Regions from separate parts of the Mus musculus genome. Here region 1 is linked to region 2. A link is a loop called in an ENCODE intact Hi-C map of the cell type or tissue named here. Cell type or tissue: left cerebral cortex. All regions are shown on one strand. Links, peaks and the distances in the headings refer to the core of each region. The heading gives the core; the rest is flanking DNA. Region 1 holds the start of Foxo6 (forkhead box O6). Region 2 overlaps Gm36574 (a long non-coding RNA gene).

Region 1 (12,409 bases), core at 2,818-10,817, 83 kb before region 2:
TCACTCTCCCCACTGGGACCTTCATCTTCACATCTGCTTAGCTGGCAGGTGCCTCTGGCAGAGGGCAAGCCCCTCCTCCCCAAGGCCCAGCTCAGGTTACAAGAGGAGGTGGTGGCAAGGCCAGCTGAGGACAGGGGAGGGGACAGGAGGGAGAAGGAGGAGGCCTCCAAGCTTTCCAGATTATTGGAGGAGAACCAGGAACCAGAGTAGGAATGGTCTTGCCCAAGCTCACACAGCCTAGCAGTGGGGCAAAGAGAATCCAGTATACCAGGAACAGGTGGCGCTAGGCTTGAGGATTACCTGGAATAAGTGGCTTTCTTATCTGTGAAAATGAGGAGCCTTGGGGTTGGGGGGTGTCAATTGGAAAGTGTTTATTGTACGAACACTAGGATGTGAGCTCAGATCCCCAGCATCTGTGTACAAGCCAGGTATGAAAGCATACAGCTATAACTCCAGTGCTTGTCGTTAGAGACAAGTAGACCTTTGGTGTTCACCAGCCAGCCAGTCTAAGGTAAAATGGACGGCTCCAGATTCACTGAGACCTTTTGTCAAAAAACAAGGCTGTGAGCAATAGAGGAAGGCACCTCACATCAATACCTGGCCTACACACACACACACACACACACACACACACACACACACGCATTCACACAAACACACAGCCTTAAATTTGCTCTCCAAGGCCACAATGAAGGTTCTAGAGACCCGAAAGTAATGGATCAAAGTAAGGCAGGCAGAAGACCGAGTTCCAAAATTCTCACATGTTCACATGTTGCACTCTGGGACCACAATAGAGAGGGACTCCTCTAACACACACACACACACACACACACACACACACACACACACACCCGCACCCGCACACACACACACCTTTTAGGGGCATGCATAGCGAGTCCTACTCTATATACTGGCAGATAGCTCTTTTCTTCATAGAGCAATGAATAATAGTAGTGACCTCTGATAAGACTTCTTGGGGACTTTACAGGTATCTTTCCTGAAATTCTAAGAAAGCTCAGACATAGGCCCACCATCCCATTTTGTAGGGGAGGAAACTAAGACTGAAACTGCTCAGAGCTACCCAGAAGGTAAGCAGAACTAGGCTCTACTGATGCCATTGGCTCCCTAGACTGCTTACTCCATACACAACCCAGCCATTCTCACCAGAGTCTTAGGACATGGTGGGCTGGCTGCAGAGAACTCAGCCTGACCTCTGGACCCTAACACAGGCTCCTCTGCTCGTCTCGCCCGACAGTGTGCTTGCCACATAAGTTACTCGTGAGTGATTTGTCTGCCGGTGTCCTCTCATCTCCCATTCCCACCGGAGTGCCAGCACCGAGTCTGAGCTTGCCTGCAATCCCAGGCTACTTTGCTTTCCCAGCTTCTGCTCCTGCTGGGTTCCTCAAAGAGCCCCAAGGGTTTGACCTCCTTGTTTCCCTGCCTCTAAAAACACCCACAGCTGATGATCTGACCTTCTACCCTGTCCTGCCCTGATGGTGTTTATCCTGCACAGGACTCTTTGAGTCCTCATCTCCCAAGCTTAATCTCCCAGCCCCTCAAGGACAGAGCCAGTCCTGACAGCTTTGTACGTCAGGTGTCCACCGGTGTCACTTTGGATTATAGTACCCTCAGCCCTGGGACTGTAAGCCAAGGACTCAGAAAACTGGCCGGTCCCTGACTCTGGGACACTATCTGCTGGGAAAGGCAACCTGAAATTAGGGCTCATTCCCCATGCTTGAAGCCCCAGGGTCAAACTTCAAGGGAGAGCACAAAGCCAGTTGCAGGGGCAGAGAGAGTGCTAGACCAGGGTGAAGCCAGCGCTGGGACATTCCAGTGCTGCCTGCCACACATAGTTGAAGCCTCTCGATTTCCTTCCCTCCTAGTTTCCTCATCTGCCAGTGGGGTAGACAGCCACAACAACAGTACCATGGATCAACTGTAAAAATCCAGCGAGAGAATGTATTATGCGTTGGCACATGGCAGGTGGACTCCTGGGCTACATGTGGTTCAAGGTGGCTAAAGCAAGTGTCAGAGGACTGAAGGGGGCAGGAAAGGTTGACAAGATATCACATTAAGCATCCCAAGGATGGGCAGAAAGTGCTGGGCTGTACATATGTTCTCTTTCCCAGCAGAGGGGTACTAGTTAGGACAGGGTCTGTGACAGTCACTTTCTTTACATCCCAGGCCCAGAGTGTTTTTCCAAGTATCACCCTCTATCGCCTCCCTCTTGTCAGAAGACTGCATGTGCAAGTTCTGGCTGTGGCTGCCTTCTTTCCGACCATGTCTTATACAGGGTGATTCTGATACACGGGGTAGACACAGGTGCTGCGGCAGGGGCTCAGTCCCCTGAAACTGATGGCATGAGGTCCAAGTCCCTGGGGCAGTAGGGAGGAAAAGGAACAGGGGATCAACTAGGAAGCAGCTTAAAGAAGACTCTGATGCACAGTGAGTACATAGGGCGGGTAGGAGGAGGCCGGGAGGCCGGGAGGCCGGGAGGCCACCATTTTAGAAGCGGCTTCTGAATGACTGGTCACCAGACATGCCTGTTAAAATATACATCTCAGAGCTCATACCCAAAGAATCGAGAAAGGTGACTGGAAAGTGTGCTGGTGCAAAGCTTCAGGGGACTCTCTGATGACAAGCCAGGCCTGCGGACAGCTAGGGATTTTAAGCAAAGATCCTCAAGGAGATATGTTGGCTTCCTGAACCACTTGGATGGTGGTGGCGTCAATCAAAATACTCAAGCACCCCTAGCTATTTTTTCTGAAGGGTGTCCCAAGAGATCGACCAACGAGCGCTGCCTTGGTAGGCATGTGACGGCTGGCAGGGGGTGTAGGCTGAGATATTCAGTGTCACTTGCGAAGGTGGCAGCATGAGGGTGTCTGAGCATAGAGGTGGCAGGAAACACGGGTGGGAGGTGAGGCCTGGACAAGTGCCGTGTTGGGCCCAGGGACCCAGAGCAGCATTGGTTGGCTTCCAGGGGGAACTTAGGAGCCTTAGAATCCTAAAAGAGATCTTGAAGATCTCGGTGCAGGAAGGCTATGTGGGAGTGAGACCACACTGACAGCGGGAGACGACGGGAGAAATGGGGTAGACATACACAGGTCTGCATCCCCATCTAGGCTCTGCCTTCTCCCAGCTATGCCTTGATTTCCTCAACTGCAAAATGGGATTACACACGAGTACCTAGTGAGGATTTCAAGAAGGATGGAGTGAGAGAATGTGGGCAAATGATAGGACTGCCCAGCACCCACATTCTCTCCTCAATCCCCTGCTCATGAGAGGCAGCCCCCTTAGAGACCAGGAAGGCTTCTCTTAGTGAGGAGGGAGGCCCTGGGGGTAGGGTGTGGGAGGCCCCACCCCCACACACCACCTGGCCCCCTCCCACCTCCACATATGGGTTGGGGGGTGGGGAGAGGCAGCAAACAGCCAAACCCTCCCAAACAGGAGTGGGTTTCCATAGCAACCGGGGTGCCAGGAGAAGGGGGGTGCTCCAGATCCAGCTGTCCCCCTCTAAGCACCCTCCTCAGGCCCTAGAGCCCAAGTTGATACCCACCCAACACCCTGAGCCCCCCATCTGCCTGCACTGGGGACAGCTGTGGCTGTCATGAACACTCTCCCTTGTGTCAGCCAAACGGTTGCCACGTGGGTACTGTCATGGGTAGGGGCAGGCATCTTTAAGTAGAAAGCTCAGGTTCGAGACTATCCACACCCATAGTCACAGGTATCCACCAGTGAGAAGCCCTTTCGGTGCCATGAACCTCTCAGCTCCTGGTACCACAAGGTTTGTAAGTCTTAGTACGGAAGGGCCTAGGGACTGTGTTAAGGTCCTCTGGACTCACAGGAGGATATTGAGGATCAGAGAGAGGAATAACTCCAGCTAACACACACTGAATCATGTTTCCCACAGGGGCCATGTTCCCCCTTACCTAGCCTCAGGGTCCAGAGGACCACAAAGGGTTACACCTGGACATGGTGGGTGACTTCAGGGCACTGCTGGGAAGAAGACTGCAGGACCTGTCTTCCCAGTGAATGGCAGTCCCGGAAAGAAATGTGAGAGGGGACTACGCGAGGCTGTCATCCTGCATCAGACCCTTCAACTTCTTCTGTGACCCAAAGTCTGGAGGTGGAGGGGGCTCTAATGGGGAGGTGTCAGCCCTATACCCTGATTTCTCCCAGTCACTCAACCCCAAGTGGGAGGCAGGCACATTGCAGGTGTAGGGAGAAGCCTGTGAGTCTGCTGAGAGGTCAGGGAAGCTCCACTTGAGGCTCACTGCCACTCACCATTCCTCAGCAAAGCTAAGTCAAACCCTACATCTCAGGTGATGGCTGGCCATCACCAGCTGCCACTCAAAAGCAGAAGGAGGTGAGTTTCAGGAAGGAGCCCCAACAGCTTTCCAAATCCAAACCCTTCCCAGCAACAACTAAGGAGCCCCCAGTCCTACACAGTGGCACAGGAAATGCTGGAGTTTAAGGGTTAGAATTGGGTTCTACCACTTAGGGCTGGTACTTACTAGGCATGTGACCTCAAGGCAAGTCACTTCCACATCTGGAAAGAGGACAGTGGTGAGAATCTGTTGTGACATGTGCTTGGTGCATTCACTAGCCCTGTCCTCTGGCAGGGCCTCCCTGTGTCTCAGTTCCGAACCTCAACACTGCACCTGAGTAAGTCCAAAGGTGGAGCCCTCAAGGTCTGCAGAGAGCCCCCCACCCGCATTAAGTGGGGGCTGGAGGGCGCTGAACTTTCGAACCCACAAACCCCCCGCGCCGTTCATTACCTTAACGCGAGTTAAAAATAACCGTCTCATCTCTTTAAATTAGTCTGTCTGCAATTACCGCCTGGCACGGCGCTGCCCGCCATCGTCCCGCTGGAGCGGCGCCAGGTGGCAGGCGGGGCCCTCACCCTGTCTGTCGGTCTGTCTGCTGCCTCTCGGCTCCCCTTCCCCCCGCGGCGCGGCAACCCCGGAGGCCCTCAGCAGCCCCGCCTCGAGAGCTCCCCAACTTGTGCAGGGTGGGGGCCTGGGTCGCATAGGGCCGGTCTAGGGGCGCCGAGAATTGGGGAGGGGGCTCCGGGCACGCCGTCGGGGGAGGGGCGCTGGGAGGCCCGGGAAGCCGGAAGGGCCCGCAGCGCGCCAGCGCTCGTGGGTGGGTGTGAGCAGGTGGCCGTGGGAGTCTGCCGGGCGTGCCAGCAACTGTGCCAGGAGCGGCTGGCACGGGCTCGTGCCCAGGAGGCGGGCAGCTGCCAGCCCCTCGCTCGTGCAGTGAGGGGGGTGAGGACACCCCCCCAATCGGGGCTCACACCGCCTCCTCCCGCACCCCCACAAGCTCTTGGGGTTGGGGATCCCCGAGGACAAAGGAGGGGGAAGGCGCCCTGGTGGAGCGGGCTGGGGGGGAGGGGGCGCTACTCTCCCAACCGCTGTTCAGAGCCAAGAGCAGGACCCTGCTGCTGGCTCTGGGATCAGCCCCTCATTCAAGCCCCCTCCCCACCTGGAACTTACAGGGCCAGGCCTGGGCCAGATGGGGCTAGCACCCGCCTCCTGATTCCACCCCTCTCAGCAGCTAAGCTGCTCCAGCCCTTGAGGGAGAGGGGAAGTCCCCATCCACTGGGCTCCACCCCTCTGGGCCTAGGGACAGAAATGGGAGGCGCCCAGGCCTGGCCTGGGAGCTCCCCAAGGACTGGCAGCCAGGAAACACAAAAGGAGTTGAACAACTCCAGAGGCGTTCAGTGGAAGGAACAGCAGGACAGTGCAGCCAGGAAGACTTCCCGTAAGAGGCCAAGGCCAAAGGAACATGGGATTTATGGAGAAGCTGAGAGGGAAAGAAAGGGAGGGTCTACTGTGGGAGCCACAACTCCAGGGCCACAACTCTAGGGCCACTACACTCCTTGCCAAGCCCTGAGCCCAGGCTTGATACTCTCTGTCCCCAGGGGGAATGGCACTAGCCCTTATGGTACAACCACAGATAGTCCCAACTCTCCAGGCCTCTGTCTGGTTTGGGTGGCCTGAGTCTGTCTGTCCTCTGCAGCACTGGGACCCCCTCTCCTCATTACAGATGGAACTTTAGGACAAAGGCCCAGTACATCAGCTTTTCTCTTCCCTTCCTTTCTGAAGGTGACCACTCCACCTTTGCAGGATCACTTCCGGTCAGCCCAAGAGCCCTAGGTTCTAGTTTGCAACTGCATGCACCCCCAAATCCAGCAGGCACAGTTCCTCCTCTCTGCTTTTGAACGTGCAGTTTCTTCACCCCATCACAAAACTATCTCCCTAATTTTCCCTAACCAAGAAGACACCCCCAGATCAAAGCCAACCCCTCCGTGAGAGAACATCGGACTCCCCAGAATATGGAACTCACTTTCCCCAGCCCTTTGCCCCACCCACCAGCCTTTCCCATCTCAAAAAAAAAAAAACAGGGTCTGAATGTGGAAGCTGCTCAGAGCAATGCATCCTGAAGGTGGGGCCAAGAACTTTGGTCCCCGTAAGGAGTCATAGCACCCTCTGACCCCCATGGGATTGAGGTATGGTACCATTCAGGCTTTCAAGGGCAACACTTTTGTGGGGGATGAAATGGATGAAGGAATAATGGATGCCTGGTCCTGGCACCTGAGGTGTTCCCAGCCTTGGTCAAGCTGAGATTGAGAGCTGGAGATAGCTCCTCCTCCAGGCTTCTGAAGGAATTGACTGGGAGTGCCAGAAGGGGTTCAAGGGCAGTAAGTTCCAGGAATGAGAGAGAATGGAGGCACCCTGGGGGAACAGGAGTGTAAAAGGGGACACCCAATGATGAGACAGGTTGAATTAGATCCCCTCCAGTGTCTGGGTGGTTTCTTGCCAGGACCAAAAGTAAAAGCAAAGCTTGGGGCTGCTCACCCAGTGCTCCAGTCCAGGACTGGGAATGAGGTACAGGGAGGACCAGCATGCCCCTAACAGTATGGTGCGGTGGGAACTGCAGTCAATGGGCAGATAGATTCGGGTCCTTATCCAGGGCTTACTGCTTGCTGACACTCTCAGGGGAGAGTCCTATTACCTCCCCAGGCCTCAGTCTCACAGTCTGAGAAATGAACTCATGGGGCTCAATTATCTCTAAGCACGCTGCCATCATATCCTATGTTTTATGTCGGCCTCTGTTCAACACCAGCAGCAGCTTCCTCTCGCCAGGGCTAGCCAGGCATGTTCCAGAGGCTTGCTGGGACCGGGAGAGGTGGGTGACATACCTTGGTTGGAGTAGAACCTTAGGCAGTTAATTGACTCTCGTCCTCTGGGCCTCAGAGACCACCCCTATGAATGGTTATAGTAAAACCCAGCTCAGGGACTACTGAGAGCTTTAAAGATATGGGAAGAGTCTGGCACAGAGCTCGGCCCCAACATGCTTGCTCAGAACTGCAGCTGCCTCCAGGCTTCTAGCTTCAAATCCCTGCTTCCTATCTTTCCCCAGTCTCCTTCATCCATCCAAACCTGCTGGAGCTCTGCCTCTTACAGGAAGCCCTCCTGATCTGCTCAGGTCCTGGCACTCTTCGCCAATCCACAGTCTCTTTTACCATCTACCCATCTCTTTACTCTCAGCATGCATACACTGGTGGCTTCTTGGGCCAGACTCTCTGTAAGGTGCCATGGGGACAGAAGAGTCCTAACACTGACACCGTCGTTCAAAAGTAAAGGAGGGAGGGAGGGAGCAGGAGGTAGGGCACACATGATTGACTCATGATGCATGCCTTAGGGCCAGGAAAAAAAAAGGTGGGTAGGTGGGAGTCCTGAGCTAGCTAACAAGTGTTAGGGAAGGCTTCTTGGAGGAGGCACTGGGACCCTGTGCCCTGAGGAGAGTGACTACATCTCTGGGAAGGAGTGGAAGGAAGGTGGACACAGCAGACAAGAAGCAGAGCAAGCCCAAGAGCAGGGCACACTTGAGAGAAAGTTGTATTCTGGTGGGAACTGAGATGTAGGGGACTGGAAAATGGAGGGGATGAGACTCAGGTCTACTTCTGTGTCTTGTGTTCCTGCCCCATAATGGTCAAGGAGAGCCAAAGAAGATGCCAGTGTACAGGAATCCCAAGAGCCGGGGGCTCCCAGATCAGGACTCCCAAGTGCATCTAGATCTGGCCATGGCTGCTGCCCCTCTCCTCAGATCTTGCTGCCAATCAACACCCCAAACAGCCTCATCTCTGGTCACAGACATGTCTTCCTCACAGTGACTACCTCTCCCACAAGAGGTCCCCTCATGCCTTTTCACCCCCAAGTGCATAGGCTAGCCCCATTTCCCAACAAGATGGACAGAGGAGGAGCTGGATCTAGAAGCTACAATCCAGTAAAGCCCCCATCCAAGTCTTCTCCCAAGATGGCTCTCCCCTTTCCACTGCCTGCCACTGAGGTCTCTCTAGGGGTGCCCCACTCCTTAAGTGCATCTGAGCCCAGAAAGCCAGGGAAGTGAGAGATAAGTTGCCCGAGTGGGTAGAAATAGACCCCCCCCCCAGACCTCAACACCATTCCCACAAGTCCCAGCAGGGAGCCTAAAGCACCTCCCCCACCCCATGCTGTACCAGGGAAGGGGCTGACAACTGCCCCATGAAGAACTCATCTCCGGTGGTCTGCCATGCTTTTCACCCCGACTAGGCTCCAGGATGAACTCTCAACACTATAGAAAGAATTGCATGGGGTTGGGGGGGGGGGAGGCTTGATCTGTTAGCACTCTTCACCATGGGGCCAGTGTCAGGAAGGCCAGGGAAGATTTGAGAGGGAAAGCAGACAGGAGCCCCGGGTCATGACTCCAGCTCTTTAAAGCAAGTACCCTGGTGGAGAGGGTAAAACAAGTCACACAAAACAAAGGGGGCTCCCTACTGTCCGTGGTCTGGAAATGAGTTATGCTATTATACGCTCAATGACAGGCCAGGGATAATCCTCTGGGATGCCTCAAAAAGGTATCCCCTGTCACCCTACCAGACCTCCAATCCCGCGCATCCTTCCTAGGGGACATGAATGAATACAGCTGCTGCCAGCATGCCCCCGCCTGTCAACTGACCTGCCCCACGCCCTGGGCGCGCACTCCATGACCCCTAGGGGTGTTCCAGAGCCCCCCTCCCTGTAGCCTGCCCGGAGCCCGGATGCCCCACCTTCCAGCCGGCCGAGCTGTTGCTGTCGCCTTTATCCTTGAAGTAGGGCACGTAGCGGACCATCCAGTCGTAGATCTGCGAGAGCGTGAGTCTCTTGTCCGGGGCGCTCTCGATGGCTTTGGTGATGAGGTCGGCGTAGGAAAGGTTCCCCCACGCGTTCCGTCGGGAGCTCTTCGCTTTCCGCAAGGGTCCGACCTCTGCGCCCAGCGGAGGCGCTGGGGCCATCGCTGGGGCCGTCGCCCTGCGTTCCGGCCCGCAGTCCTCGGAACCCTCGGCTACTCCTGCACCCAGCGCCCCGTCCTCGTCGCCGGCCAAGTCCGGCTGCGGCAGAGGCCAGGTACACGAGCGCGGCCGGCTCTGCGGCGCGAAGTCCGGGTCCACGTCCACCTGATGCGCTCGCAGCTTCGCAGCCATGGTCCCGCCCGGCTCGGGCGAGGCAGGGAGGGAGGCTCCGCGGAGGGTGGGCGCGCGGCTCTGGGATCTGCGCGCCCCGGGGAGGCCCGCGGGAGGGGTCCCTGGCGGCGCCGGCTCAACCGCGGGGCGCCATGGGCCGGGGAGCGGAGGCAGGAGGCTGGACAAACTGGCGAGCACGGAGGGAGGCAAAGACCCAGGCAGTGAGGGGGCGGCGGCCCGGGAGCCCAGCGGGCACACACCTCGCCCAGCCCAGCTTCTAGCACCTGCCGCCTGTCTGTGCCCGCAGCCACCACCGCCACCGCCGCTGCCGCCGCTCCGCGGGCGCCGGTCCCGCGCGCGGGCCCCGCTCTCCCGGGACGAGGCTGGCTTGCACCATGCCGGAGCCCGAGCCCGTGCCAGAGCCCGCGCCGCCGCCGCCCCGTGAATGCCGCCGCCGCTCCGGCTCCAGCGCCAGCTCCCGCGCCTGCCGCGCTCAGCGCCGGCTGCACCTCGGGATGGGCGGGGGACGGGGACGGGGCGGACCCGGAGCAAAAGGAGGCGGGGCGTGCTCGCCCAGGGCCGCGGAATCCTTGCTTACTGGGTGCCCCGCCTGCTGACTGTGGGGGGCGTGGAGCTCCCGCTAAGGGCGACCCCGCCGAAGCCCCGCACGCCACAGCGCCCCCTAGGGAGCAGGCGAGAAACGTCTGGCGCGGCCCCGCCCCCTGCCGGGCTCGGGGAGGGCAACGTAGGGGCGGATCCCGAGTGCTTCCATTGGTGCACAGCGGGGCTGCCCCGCCCACAACCTTCAAAGGATTCCTCCCAGGAGCGCGTCAGCAGGTTATTGTTACAACCCGGGGTTTCCCGGGGCAACAGAAATGGGGCGGGGCTCGGAACACTGGTCCCTCCCCGCTTCTACCATCCCCAGAAATGCCCCGCCCTCCTCTTCTGGACCCTTGACGTTTCCAAGTCTTCCTTCCAACAGCCAGACTAAGGGTTGATCTAACTCTCGTCTCTTTGTGCCATGGACCAGTCTAGGGAAAAGAAATGGTTTGATAATTCCTGGATTGTAGGCCAGGCGTTATACCACAACCCTACCTGTTCTCTGTGCAAATGGGGCTTCCTGGGCTTTTACTGTGCTTGCAAGCACAATTTTAGAGCATTGGTTCTCAAAGTTCAGTGTGTGGTAGGTTTTATCCTACAGAGGATTAAAACAGATGCCTGAACCCCGACCGTCGAGTGTCTGGCGGCAGGTCTGTGCTGGGGCCGAGACTTCACATTTCTAGCAAGCTGACAGGCACTAGGGACCTCACTTTAGGTACCACTGTCTTCCAGGCTGTGGAAGGTTCCCAAAGGGGCTGTTGAAACAAGTGCTCACCCCCAAAGTTAAGAACGGTTGGGGAGGAACTCACTCGTTTAATGGGTATATATTGAACATTTTCATTGTTCCTGTCTTCTTTCAGGGCTCTATGGTAAGAGCAGCAAATGGAGACAAATGAGGTCCCTACTGTATAGACTAGTAGAGGACTCAGATGTTAATCCCATCGTCACGTGACCTCAAAGGGAGCAGCTCCTAAGAGGTTATGCAGTCCATTACCTCATCCCAAAGGGTCCGGGAGGCTAAGTCTCCAGTCACCACTCCATCTGCCAGCCTATGCTCAGGCTATGCCGTATGCCTACAAACATTCCCAGCTGTGAGGCCTCCACCAAAACTCAGCTTAAACATCAGTCTAACCCTGGCACTTCTTCTAACTCAAACCCCCTCACATGCCTGACTATTCCCTGCTTGCCCAGATGCTTGCTGCCCTGCCAGCAAACCTTCATGTCCCTTTGGCACAGTCTCCTGTTTTGCTGATCAGGAAACTGAGGTCCAGAGTGGGGGAAGCAACCTACCAAAATTAACATGTCCAACACTAGAGTTTCCAAGTCTTAACCTCCTCCTGGCCAGTACCTGCTTCCTAAAGGGACTAGGGAGGTGGAGTTCTCTGGGCAGTAGAAGAGCTGTATTCTCACTAAGGGAAACAGCCTCCTCTTTAAAAACTTCCTTTCCTCAGATTGAAGCCCAGGGAGAGGATAGAAGTAAGTGAAAGCAGGTAGGGCTTTGATTGACAGGCTGGAGCTCTCCCAGGGGATGGGGGATGGAGCAAGCCCATTTTGCAGATGATTAACATCAGCCTGAGTCACGTCCCAAAGGCAGGGGTGGGTATGGGAACTATGTGCTACCCCCTTACATATACACATGCTCCAGGTGGTTCTGTTTAGAACCATCCAGGGCTGAAATCACTGCTGGCCCCTTCCCACAGTTCATAGATGCCCTTCTTGCCTGGGGAGTCAACACTGGCTCTACTTCTTGAGTTCCTTGGAGGCTAGCTTCTTGCCATCCTTGAGATCAGGCCTGGCTCTTAGTGTGACATGAGAGCTTGCTGGGGACCACACCATGGCTGGATGAAACTTAGCTGGGGGTTCTGGCACAGGCTGTCACTGCAGGGTTGGGAAGCCAGGTTGGCAGAAATGCCCAGAGGCTGACTCAGGATCTGCTCTGCCCCTGCCTGCCTAGTGGCCACAGCTGCTGTCTGTCCTGTCCTCTGGGGCCTATGTCTGGCACGGTCAGCTCCCTAACACACTCACTAGGGCACACTGACTTTCTTGTTCACTCACAGGCTTGTTCACTCCCTGCTTACACACACTCATCAGGAGGCAATCTGACCGTGATCCAAAGGAGTATGGCAAGTCATTTCGCTGCTCGGAGCCCCTGTTTTCTACCCTGCCGTCATGTATCACCATGATGCTGCCTTCCCAGGACGCCTGAAGTATGAAATAAGACTCTGAACAATAGTACCAGGCTCAGAATCAGTCCAGAAACGATTCTTGTTGCTCATGTGTATTTTCCCCGGCTCACATAGTCTCCACGGCTCATATGAT
Region 2 (12,409 bases), core at 2,024-10,023:
GAGCAAGGTCAGAAGTTCAAGATCATTTTTGGTTACATAGCAAATCTGAGTCCAGCCTTGGGTACTTGATGTTCCATCTGTATTTTCCTGCCTCGAGAAGAGGAGGAGGTGGAAGTGAAGGTGGAGGCAAAAGTGCGGGAGGAGAAAGAGGAGGGGGAGGGGAGGAGGAAGAGGAGAGGGAGGGGAGGGGGGAGGAGTGCAGTTGCAGTTCTGGGGTCCTGTCCAGCCAACCTGGGTTAACATGCCTGAATGATTCTGAGGCTCACCATCACACACAGTACTTGCTGTTTCCCTCCTGGGTTAGCAGGAGACCTTCCAGGGAGGACCCTGTAAGTCATCAGAGACTCTGACTCCTCTCACCTACCACCGAAGCTGAAGCTCTTGTGCAGCCGATCTCCTGCTTGCACCTCCCTCCCGTGATATCATCCCACCCGGTGGCTTTCAGCAACACTTTTACACTGACAGCTCCCCAATTTATATCTTCAGTCCTGACATCTCCCCTGAACTCCCATCTCATACATCCCGCTGCCTAGCTGACATTCCCGCTTAGATGTCTAAAGCCATCTCAAAATTAAAGTCAACCCTCATTGTCCCCAAACCTGTCCTTCCTCCCAGCTCTGTCTTCCACAAACAGCACCCACATTCACACAGTCACTATGGCCTGGAGTTAGAGTCCGCCTTGGCTTCTCTCTTGGTCTCTGCACCACATTCAGTCTCACAAGAAACGCTGTTGTCTCTATGTTTGAAATAAACTTCAGGGCTGACTTCTGTTTACAGTCTGAGGCTCCCACTGTGCTCCATACTGCCACTCCCCTCTCACCAGGCTTGTACAGAGGCTTCCCAATCAACCCTTTACCTCCAGTCTTGCCACCCATGACCTTATCTGCACTTTGTGGTCAAAGGGATAATTTGCAACTGTGGAACTGAGATCCTGTCCCAGTTAAGCCAACACAATGTAGAATCACTTCCACAGCTTCGTAAAACCTTCCAAGCTCACCCCACTCCCTTCCATTCCTCACCCACAACCACAGCCATCTTCTTGTCAGCCTTGATCATAGCAGGCAGGCTCCCAGCCTAGGGCCTCTGCTTGCCTCTGCTCAGGATAGACCCCATCACTTCTTCATGGAGTTTTCGGAAAACCAGAGCACCTAGTTTCTTTGTTTGGCTTCTTTTCTGCACAGCACTTGTAACTCAACGTGATTTGGCTTTGACCATCTCTCTTCCAGACTCTGTACTCCATGAGGCCAGGATTTTTCAACCACTTTGCAACTAGAGTAGTGTCTATCATGGAAGCTGCCCAATACATATATGCTGAGGGAATGGATGGGTGGGTGGATGGGTAAGATATGGATGGATCAATTCGTGGGTGGATGAATGATGAATGGAGGGATGAATGAAGGATGGATGGATGGACAGATGGATGGACAGATGATTGAGTGGATGGGTGGGTGTGTAGGTAGATGAGTGTGTAAATGGATGTATGAATAGATAGATGGGTGGTGAATGGGTGGGCAAGTGGGTGAATGAATTTCCTTGAACTTCTGTTTCTTCCCCATAAATATAGGCAGATAGATAGATAGATAGATAGATAGATAGATAGATAGATAGATAGATAGATAGATAGATAGATATCTGTGAAGACTAGATAAACACATTAAAACACCCAGCTCATGACTGGCATAGTATGGATCATAGGGAAAGGTTTTTGACTAGTTTTGCTTTTTGCAATAGCGTCAATTGTAGCAGAGGCTAGCCTACGTAGCCAACTTGTTGTTCGTTTTTATCTAACTTTCCTTTTCTTGTTTCAGACTCTCTCTTCTCTTGATGTCACCTGCCACCTCACAGGAGAGGCTTGACCTGGCCTGGCTGACAAGAGTTTGCTAAGGGCTGGCACATAGTAAGACTATTGTTGCTGCTCTATGTTAATGTGCTATAGCCTCCTCTACATTGGCATCAGTCTCTAGACCCATCCAGTAAGCTATGCATCATCTCACCTCTGGATAGGATACTAATAATGAAAGTTGTATCCAGGGCATGCCCATGAAGGGAGTCAGCCGTCTGCCCTCTGCTGCCTCTTCTCGCCTCCTCTTATGTCTGTCAGGACCCTGTTCTTGCAGGTCACCTCCTCACTTCTGAGTACCCACTTCTGCCCTTCGTTCATCTCTTCAGTCTGCTCTTTCTTTTCTTGGCAATGCATCTTTGAGACTGTGCATAACTACTCCTCTTTAAGATCTCTGAGACCATGGCTGCATCTCTTCCATTACTTCTCTTGGTGGACATTGGGGTGAAGTCCAGATGTTCTTTGTCAGAGAAAACTTTACAACCACTGCCCCTGTGTGCATGCCTGTAAACATGTGCTTCTACAGGAGAGGACACTCGAAGTGCTGAGGTAGCTCAGGGCTCAAGCATTTGGCTAGCATGGACAAGGCTGTGCATCCCATTCTCAGCATCACAAAATAAGTGGAGTCCCAGGGAAGAAAGGTCCTGCAAAAATTGCTGGGCTAATTTACACTCTGCTAGTGGCATGACACATTGACCCTGTATGTCACCTTCATGGGAACCAGAGAAGTGGTGGCACTGGTACCTCTTCCAGGTGAAGTCTGGAATTCAACCCCATCTGGGGTTCATGCTCAGGTCTAGTCCTTCCTGTAAGAACAAGACAAGTCCCCAGACCCTACAAGCAGCAGAATGGGTACATATATGTTAGGGAGTCTCAGAGGACTTGTGAGCATAAAAGGAGACTGGGGGTTCTTCAGGGTGGAGGTGGGGAGTCTAGAGGTCAGGACACCTAGTGGGGCTCAAAAGCCTGAGGAAGGGTTTTCTTCCCACTCCTTCCATGGCTCAGAGGAGCCTGGGCTCAGGCTGGGAAGCAGGGCTGCTATGTTGCCATGGAAACAGAGGGTTCCTCTCTCCCTCACAGCAGGAATCACGGTGATTGGGGGGTGGGGGGTGGAGGAGGACGTTTCCCTGGCAGCACCAAGGGTTGGGGGTAGGAGGGGCTGGTCACTCCTCTCCCTCCCCTGTCCCTCTCCTTCTCTTTCAACCCCACAGGTGAGATCAGCAGGTTTGTGGTGGTGCTGCTGGTATGGACTGGGGAAGTAGGGAGGCAAAAATCGGTGGAGGTAGGATGGGGAGTCAGGAGAGTCAGAACTGCGGAAGGTCCCTTCTCATAGATATTCCATGCATCAGGGGCATGTATGTACTCCAGGTGCTACCCAGACACTATTAGAAGACAGGTCTCCTTCACTGTCACTTAGAGTCACAGTCAGCCTCACACACAAGCCCAGACAAGACACATGTGCTTATGAACTTCACACACACACACACACACACTTACACACACATGCATGCACTTTCATGTGTGCATGCACATGCATGCATATACCATATACTCACATGCACTCATGCACTGGGATGTTGAAACGCTGGCAGTTTTCATACTCATTCATACACTGACACACCCACCCCCAGCCACCTCCACACACACACCCGCATGCACCTGCTACCTGATGCACACATGTGATTCCACAGTCACGTTCACATGCAAACAGGCACAAGCACACTCCCTGTGTCTTTGTGAATGACTGTCAGTCTCTGAAAGCACTCTTTCTCCCTCCTCCTATCTCCTCCTACTCCCTCACTCTCGTCTCTCCCCTCAGTCCTCAGCCTGTCCTTGTCTGGAGTCCTGCCCTCTGGGCTGAGCCCTAGAAGGAGAGGCTGTCATTTCCAAGAGGGCAGATTATCGGGCACAGACAGCATTCGGCCTTGAGGAAGGGCTAAGGTTGGAGATTTTAATGCACCCCCTCTTCCAGATGATTTACTGTCAGATCCTATGCTGGATTTAACAGCAACAAAACTTACCCCCTCTTCAAACAAAACCCTCCTACATGCTTGCCACAGTGAATATCCAAACAACTCTGTCTAATCCTAAGCAGCAACTGAATAGCTGTTTTCCTGAGAGTTTGAGCACTAACTAGGTATTATGCTGAGTAGCTGTTTACTGAGGGTTTGAGCACTTACTAGGTGCTATGCTGGGTAGCTGTTTACCGAGGGTTTGAGCACTAGGTACTGTGCTGAGTAGCTGTTTACTGAGGGTTTGAACACTGGGTGCTGTACTGGGTCCTCCATCCCACCCATTTCCTCTGTCAACCTCCCACCAGGAAGATCAGATCTGTTCCACAGAAAAGGAAATCAGACCTTGTACAGTGCTTATGACCTCCAAGTGACAAAGCTGGGTCTCAAAGTGAGGTCTAACAATTTTCACAGTCAATGCTGCACCCAGAGACATCCTCTGTATTAGCAGGTGCTGGAAAAGACACCTGCCAATCAAAGCTAGCTACTGGCCATTATTCCCCCTAAAAATCCTTGGGTCATTCTCTGCCTTCCACCTGAGGACCTTTGCAAATTGTCTTTGGGTCTCTAGCACTTCTGTTTCCAAATTACCTACCCGCTCATCCTTCCAAGTCCCCTGCTACAAATTAAGTCTGTTAAAGGAATTATTCTGGTTCTGTCTGTCTCTTGCTCACTTCAGCCAGGCCTAGGTATCAAGTGTTTGCTACAAACACAATGGCTCATCAAGGTGTTATGTTAGGCATACTTAGAAAAGAGGAATTCCTTTCTTAGATATCATTGGTTTCCTCTCTCCACTTTATGCTAAAAGTAGATCCTTCTACATTTTGGAAGGTAAAATATTCTCTTTTGAGACAATATTTCATGTAGCCCAGGCTGGCTTCAAACTTGCTACACAGCCAAAGATGACCTTGAGCTTTTGATTCTTCAACTCCCAGCTCCAAAGTGCTAGGATTATAGATATGCATCACCAGGCCTAGCTGGGGATTGAACCCAAGTCTTATCGAATGATAAGCAAGCACGCCACCAATTGAGCTACATACCCAGTCCACAAAATGTTCTTTTTAGTAAACTTGAGAAAAAAAATCTCAAATTACTGATTCTCTGGTTTCACTGCATGTCACTCCCCATTTCTCAGTAAGAAGGTCTGGGAACCTCTGGTTACTGATGCAGCTCACCCATGGCTCTCCACCTGTGCATCGTCACCCCCACAGAGGTCACTATCAGATAGTCTACATATCAGATATCTGCACCACTAGTCACAACACTAGCAAAATTACAGTTATGACGTAACAACTACATAATTTTATGGTTGTGGGTCACCACAACATGAACTGAATTAAAGAGTTGCAATGGAAGGAAGGTTGGGAACCACTGACCTAATCTTTAACCCCTCACTGCTACAAGATGAAGAAATGAATGCAAGACAAACCTAACTTGTCAAAGAAGTAGCTTTCTCTATGGACTGCCTAGACTTTGGGATCAAAGATTTGCTTCAAAGCCAACCAAGGTACTATGTGATCACACGTAAGCAAGTCCCTGGGTTTGTGTGAGCCTCAGTTTCCCCACTTGACTGTTACCTAATCTGAGAATGGAATCAGACATAAATTTGATTATAATTTAGAATCTGTGAAGAGTGAGTTGCCACAATCAGTTAGCTATCTTGGCCCACGCCCTGTTATGCCTCCCTGGCTCTTGTGTTCTACAGGGACAAGAGTGGTCTATGGAACACTCACAGTTGCACAATGTGGTCCTCTGAGACTCATCTTCAGAGAGCACAGAAGTTCATCTGTGGTTGACAGCAAGCTATGAGTTACTCTACAGAGAGGACAGTAGAGTAGCTAGCACATGGCTGACTGAAGAGAAGCGGCTACTCTTTCCTTTCCCCTCACATCTTTTTCCTCTAGCACTGTTCTCTGAATTTCTTCAGTGGCAACTGTTTCCTTCCTTAGGGTTTGATTTTGGAAGAATCCCAAGGTCAGAGGGTCAGAGGGTTAGCAATGGAACCAAAGAGGGACACCTGCAGGGACACAGAGGGGAGGGCTTCTTTCCTGTTGGCCCATGCAAGCCTTACATGGCTTCCTCTGCAGAGGTAGGTTTGCATCTCCCTAAATAGGTGGTCATTGTGGAAGTTCAGAGAGGAGGACTCTGGCTTCTGCGGCAGCCTGTCATCTGTGCCAAGCCAGATGTCATAAACAGGATGACACAGCACCTATTCCACACCCCCATCCCTCTTAAGTGAGTGAAGCAGAGCCCTGCCTGCCTTCTGCTGCTTGCTGATGGACATAGGGGAGTTTCAAGGACAACTCAGAAGGTTCAAACTAGACAGTGACCTTGGCAGTATCTAGCCCAACTCCCTCCTTCCGCACTCTCCCTTATCTATAAGGAGAAGAAAGCCAGAGGGAGCAAGCACCACCCAAAGTCTCCTGACCCTCACCCCGTGTCCTAAAACTGCCCTGAGACACAGCTCTGCCTAAGAGGAGCTAACAACTCCTCTCCTAGGATTTCCTGAGAATAGCTACAGCTGTGAAGGAAAGAGAGTAAGCCTAAGAAGAGATGTAGGGTGGAGGGAAGGCTGCCAGCTAAGAGAAATGGACAAATCAAGGGATGCTACCCCACACTTTGAGCTCAAGGCCCTCCCTGCTATGGAGCCCTTCCTCAGCAGAGGCCAGCTAGACAGCCACTGTGTCTTTGGCTCCCCAGGTGACCAGGCAAGCACATCTGTCTTCAGCATCTTCATCTATGAGCGAGAATAAGTACTGTCTCATATCTATCCCAAGACATTCACCTTGCCTGTAAGGGCTATAGCCCACAGCAGAACCTGATAGCCATAGTGACAGAGGTGCTCTGTGCCACCAACTCCCTCAGGGCCCAGGGCAGGTGCAGAAAGGGTCTCTAGCTTAGGGTTTTTGCCTCAGTCTCCCATTAGATCCACTCTCTGGATCATCTTTGCCCCTCCATTTCCCCCAAATCTTCTAGCCTCCTTTAGCAGTTGCTCATGGGAGACTGAGCCTAGGAAGGTGCGCCACCTAGGGGCCCTTGGCTTCCACTGTAGCATGAAGGTACAAGGAAGGAAGTAGCAGGCAGGGTTGGCTCCATCTGACTTCTGGGCAGTTAAGAAAATTCAAAACGGGGAAAGTGGAAAATCAGACAGCAACAACACGACATAATCCAGACCAGATCTCAGGCCTTCTGATCTAGCAAGCTCTTCTTTTTGTCTCCGTGTTCCAAGGACATCTGGGTAGAGGGACATTCACCCATTAAAGTAAGAGTAAACGATACTCTTTGGTGGCACAGAAGTCCTTTTAAATCACTGGGAAATGTTCTCTGCTTGTTTCCATGAAGATTTGGAGTGGACTGGAGTAAGCTGTGGGTGGGAAAGGCCTGATGGAAACCGCAGGGGACAAACCAGGGCCTGGCTTCATCAAGGACTTGGCTGTGTGACTCCAGTTGCTGACCAGGAGAAAGTTCCAGAAAAGTAGCAAAGTGGGATCAACTTCCTTCTGTGTTCTGAATAAAATTTGAAAGCAAGCATGTGACTCACTTTCAAGCAACCACTGGGGCCATCTGCCCCTCCCCCACCAGTCTAGGACAAGAGCCAAAGTTCTTGCCTCCCTCCCTCCCCTTCCCTCCTCTCCCCTCCCTGACCTTTATCTTTCCCACCCCCATCCTCCCTTCCCACCCACTGTCCCTCATCTATACCCCCAACTGCTACCGGCCACCTCACCACTCTTCTGGACCCTAGGGGTAGTTTTTGCTTTGGCCTCTGCCTGCAGTACCTTCTGTGCAACCCTCCCTCCGATTGCCTTCAGGGTTTTAATTAAATGTCACCTTCTGGAGAGAGGTCTTCCCTACCTGAAGCTCAGCACCTGCCCGGCTTTCTCAGCCTTAGCATTGTTCTGAATGTACTTTTGTCTCCGTCCTGCCTGCATTCAGTCTGCCCGTTGCTGAGTTCTGAGCACAGAGTAACTCTCATTAAGTGTGTGGATGACTATTCAAGTAGTCATTCTAAAAAGAAAGTAAAAACAGAACGCTGACCTACCCCACAGACTGCCCTTGGAAACTCAGAAAACAGTTAACATGCAAATGCTTCATTTGAGAAACCCCTGCCTTTGAGCATTCACTGGTCCCTTGGGCACTAGGAGACAAGGGAAGGCATGGCAGTGCCCCTCACCCCTGTAGATAATGAAGTGGAAGCATCGCCCGCAGGCTCAAGGGCTGGAGGGGGGCCCACAGCTGGTCCGGGTATTGCTAAGAGCCCAGTCTGTAGGCTCAGCCGCTGCAGAGCCATCTCCTTCCCACGCTGCAGCTTCTGTGGAGTGGGGGACCTGGAAGCACTTACGCCAAAGCACTCTGCTGAAGTATTGTTCTTCGCATAAGCACAGCACTTAAGTGGCCACCCAGTCGGCTTTCAGAGGGCCATCTCAGGGGACAGACAGAGCCTTTCCTAACATGCGTGAAAGCTTATTAGGCACCAACTCTATGGCAGGCTAAGAGACCAGTCCGGGGCTGAGGAGACCAGCTGCTCAAAGCACCAGGGCTGGCTTCCCAGAGCAGAATCTGTCCTCCTGGGGGAGCTGAGGGCAGTGGGTGGACTTGGAGAGAAGTGGGGAGGTGTGGGCAGGGCAGCACTTGGGCCAGGTATAGAGAGTCTAGGACTGAATCCCAGCTTCTCAGGCAAGTGAACTCTATCTCCACTGGCCAATTTTGAGGGGCTAATTTTACCCTTCTCACGCACTGTCCTCTATGGACTAGTCTCTGATGCAGCTCCCAGCAAACTATGTTAGCATGTGTGCCCCAGGGGAGTTTTGCTTCCAGGGGACATTTGGCAATGTCTGGAGACAGCTTTGGTTGCCACCTCTGGAGGATGTGACTATCCAGAGATAGCAAATGCCAGAGATGCTAAACATCTCTTATGCTGCACAGCATCCCTCAAGGATTACCTCGCCTGAAATGTCAGTTGTGACAAAGTAGAAAAGCCCACCAGACCAAGTCCTAGAGAAGCAGGATATGTGCACATGCTGGAGTCTCCTTTACACACACACAGCGCCCAGGGTGTTGCCTGGAATTATATCCTTGAGTGCTTACTGATGGATGTGGACCAAAGCAGAAAGCCTCAGGGTCCACCTTGCTCTGGGCCTGTGATTTAAAACCCTCTGGTTTTATCCATCAGAGCGCACAGAACCTTCTCATTGACAGGCTGACAGATCTGGGGTTGGAGGTCAGAAGTGTCCTCAGGAAAGGAGGACTCAGGTCCTGCTTGTATGTGTTTCCATTTCTCCCTGAAGTTTCCAGCCCCTGCTATGCCTTTATACACCCCCTCTCAGATGTCTTGGAATTGGCCTGACATAACTGTGAGCTTAGTTCTCCACACACACCCTCTTTGAAGAGCCTTAGTGAGTCACTTTATTCTCCCTTCTCATCTGTAAACTGGCGCCATGATACCTGACCTGCCCCAAAAGCTTGTGAGCCCACACTGAGGGCTGGACTGGCATGGACAAGACTCTATCCTAAGCAGGACAAGTTGGGTACTTCAGGTTGGAGAGTTCTGATTGCAAGGGCCTGGCTAGACGGAGCAGCTTATGGGGCAACTCTGATTACCACGACCTGGTCAGGCCAGAACCACTAAAGATACCCCAGACACAGGGCCCAACCAAGTCAGCAGCAGGTAACCCTGATCTAAGACCCAGGCAGATGCTCAAGGTCTCTGAGTGGGGCAGCACTTGGCATATTCACTCACTCTTCTTCCTGTTGTGAACACTTGTGGCACATGTCATATTCACTGTTGTCCCCAGCAGAGCCCGACCAGATCTGCATCCTGTCCTAATGTCCTCACAGTCTTACTTGACACTTGGGCCAGCCCCTCTTGGAGGAGATACATTTCTAAAGGAACTGAGGAACATGGAGGTAAGGCATCACGAGATTGAAGCCTTCCTACTTAGCAACCCTCCCCCTCCTTCAAGAGTTCTAGGCGAGGGCCCTGACACCCAAATGAATTTCATGTCACCCTGTAGGAGGGAAGAAGGGAGCCAAGTAGACAGCTTGCTGAGGCTATAACAAACAACCTGAGGTACTCAACTCATGAAGAGAAAACATTTATTTCAGAAAAATGTTCTGCAAGTTCTGACCCATGATCCATCAGTTCCACTGCTTTAGGCCTGGGGCAAGAGTGTGTGTGCCCGGGCAAAATCAGTCGCCTCACTACCCAGGCAGCCAAAGCAGAGGAGAGAAAGGGCCAGCGCTCTACAATTCCCTTTGGCGTCAGTCTTTCCATGCTCTAAGAAACACCCATTAGGCTTCCCCTCCACAGCACCTCCCTCCTAATACCACCGTGTAAGAGACCGAGGCTTTGATACATGGGCTTTTGGGAGACATTCAATATGCAAGACATAGCAGAGTCAATAAACACAGTATTTAGCCTAAGCTGGCCTTGAACTCTATGTAGCGAAGGCTGAACTTGAAATTGTTCATTTCCTACTACGCAAGACCAGAAGCTACAGGGATGCACCTCTATGCCTGGACATATATTTTTAAGTGTGTGTGTGTGTGTGTGTGTGTGTGTGTGTATGCACACACATGTTGGTATATGCACTTAAGCTTTGACAGCCTCCACATCCCCAGCAATTCCTTACTCAGAGAAATGTTACAGAACTCCCCTTCTCTTGGTCCCCATCAGCCATCCACTTCTGTGCTTAGCACATGTTGTTAAAGTCACTCATAGCCAGCTTTTCTATTAGATGGTGAGTTTCACAGGAAAGCCCCTCTCTTACACATGGTGTGCTCAACACCAGGGCAGAGATGGCACCTGGCAGCCACTCAGCAGGTGATGCTGAACTCGGCTGATGCCTCTGAACCCTCTCCTCCGCCTCCACCCTGAGCTACACAGCAATGCACAAGGCAGGGCGGCTTCTCCTCATGTATCCCCTCAGCATGCCAATCCTGTGCCAGGCACTGTCCTGGGCAGCAGGAATGTCAGCATCTGAAGAGCAAACATGCCCTCTGCCCCCACAGAGCTCATGTCTGACACCTCAGTCTGGGCCCCTGAGGACACTATCATTCCCTTCTGCTGCCCAGCTGATATAACTGCCCCCCTTCCCGCAATGCTCAGCACTAGAAAGGAAACTCTATGGTCCAACCACTTCCCACCTGCTCCAGCCCCTCAGGCCTCAAGATCTCTCCCAGAGGGACTCTCCGCCTCCTTCACTGCCCTCCTGGAAGGTGACTACTCCAACTCCCATGAGCTCATTAATTTCATGCTCTGTCTCCTGTGTGACTGACCTACTTTCTGCTCTTTCCCATGTGCCTGCCCAGCAGCTCTGGATCTCTCGCACACCTGGGACCAGGTCTCCCTCCACCTCCCCCTGTTCCCTGCAGCCCTAATTTCCCCTCTGAGGTCTCTCTCTCTCTCTGACCTTCCCAACCCCACCTCTGCAGAGAAGAGATCTACTGTCCTGCCAAAGCAGGAACTGAGAACTTGTAATGCATAGCCCTGGGTTCAAATCCCAGACCCATTCACCCTTCCCAGGTGCAGTCCTGAGTGAGCCACTGCCCAAGCCAAGCCTGCATTGCTCTGTTTGTGTGTAGTAGAGAAATCAGCATCTGCGGAAGAGCAGAAATTGCAGGGATGGATTCAAAGTTATCTCTTGCTCCAGTCTCACCCATGGAGCATCCCCAACCCCAGCTGAGACTTCACAGTTACTGAAGAAGCTTGCTATAACACAGTTCCCTCTGTTCCCAGGGGTGTTCACACTTCCTGCTAGGGCCCTTCATCTGCCTCCTGTCCTCTTTCAAGGCGAAGGACAGGCAGTGGGGGGTGGCGGTGGGGGTGGGGGACTCCTGAGGAGTGCCTCTGGCCACTTTCTTCTTTCCAGGCCTCCTTACAGAGCAGCACACATTTCTTTATACCTTGGCTCGCTAAGAAACAGACTCAACACAGGGCTTTTAATTGGTGATCCTCATTTGGTATTCATCACATCTGGGCTTTTCTGGGAGAGCCCCAGTGTCAGATACCCTGCACTCTCATTCCCTCAAACACAGCTCGAAATAATCAGTGAGATGGCTAGCATTCACGGTGTGCTACGCCTGGACAGGCCCTATTCTCCAGACGCTGTGAACAGACTTGTGAGGACTCTCACAAGGACCTGACAGAGCAGATCTTATCATTACTCCTCCCTTCTCAAGAGAAATTGAGACACAAAGAGGAAGTAGGAAAATTGTTCAGGTTGGTAGAGGTGGAATCCTAGCCAAGATAGACTGTCTCTCCCCAAACTGTCATGGACATAGCCTAAAGGACACCCAGAAGTGGCTTTAAAATCTCTTTGTCAAAAACAATTGCCCAGAGGATGTAGCTAAATGGGAGAGCATGTGGCCAGTAGCATGCACTGGATTTGAGTTTGCCCCGAGGCACTAAAGAAAAGGAAAGTGCCCCCAATAACTGCCCCCAGGCAAATGGGACTATAGGTCTCTTCCCTCCAACAGGACTGAGCGTGAATGGCACAGCTGAGGCTTCTTGAACTCTCCACGGGCTGGCAGCTGAGAGCTCTGTGTCCCAGCTAGAAGC

What was found. Peaks named below come from ENCODE experiments on the same cell type or tissue, not always from the same donor. Only the 100,000 strongest peaks of a DNase experiment are listed, where the experiment ranks them.
Region 1: it touches region 2 in a loop (3.0-fold over the local background); 4 of 42 quality-filtered maps call a loop at or near these places.

Annotation. Positions count from the first base shown.
Region 1 is chr4:120,277,742-120,290,150 of GRCm38, forward strand. It overlaps Foxo6 (forkhead box O6), which reads right to left and starts at 9,520. Exons shown (of 2, transcript NM_194060.1): 1 at 9,098-9,520. The coding sequence starts at 9,511. In left cerebral cortex, for the core only: CTCF peaks have their summits at 6,664 and 10,187 (motif pointing left); DNase peaks (open chromatin) are centred at 2,889, 3,516, 3,550, 5,188 and 2 more places; H3K4me3 peaks cover 4,646 bases; H3K27ac peaks cover 4,463 bases.
Region 2 is chr4:120,361,979-120,374,387 of GRCm38, forward strand. The region is part of intron 3 of Gm36574 (a long non-coding RNA gene); the gene reads right to left. Among named protein-coding and RNA genes, the nearest start is that of Gm36574, 29 kb to the right of the region's middle. In left cerebral cortex, for the core only: a CTCF peak has its summit at 6,900 (motif pointing left); DNase peaks (open chromatin) are centred at 2,882, 3,512, 3,841, 6,883 and 3 more places.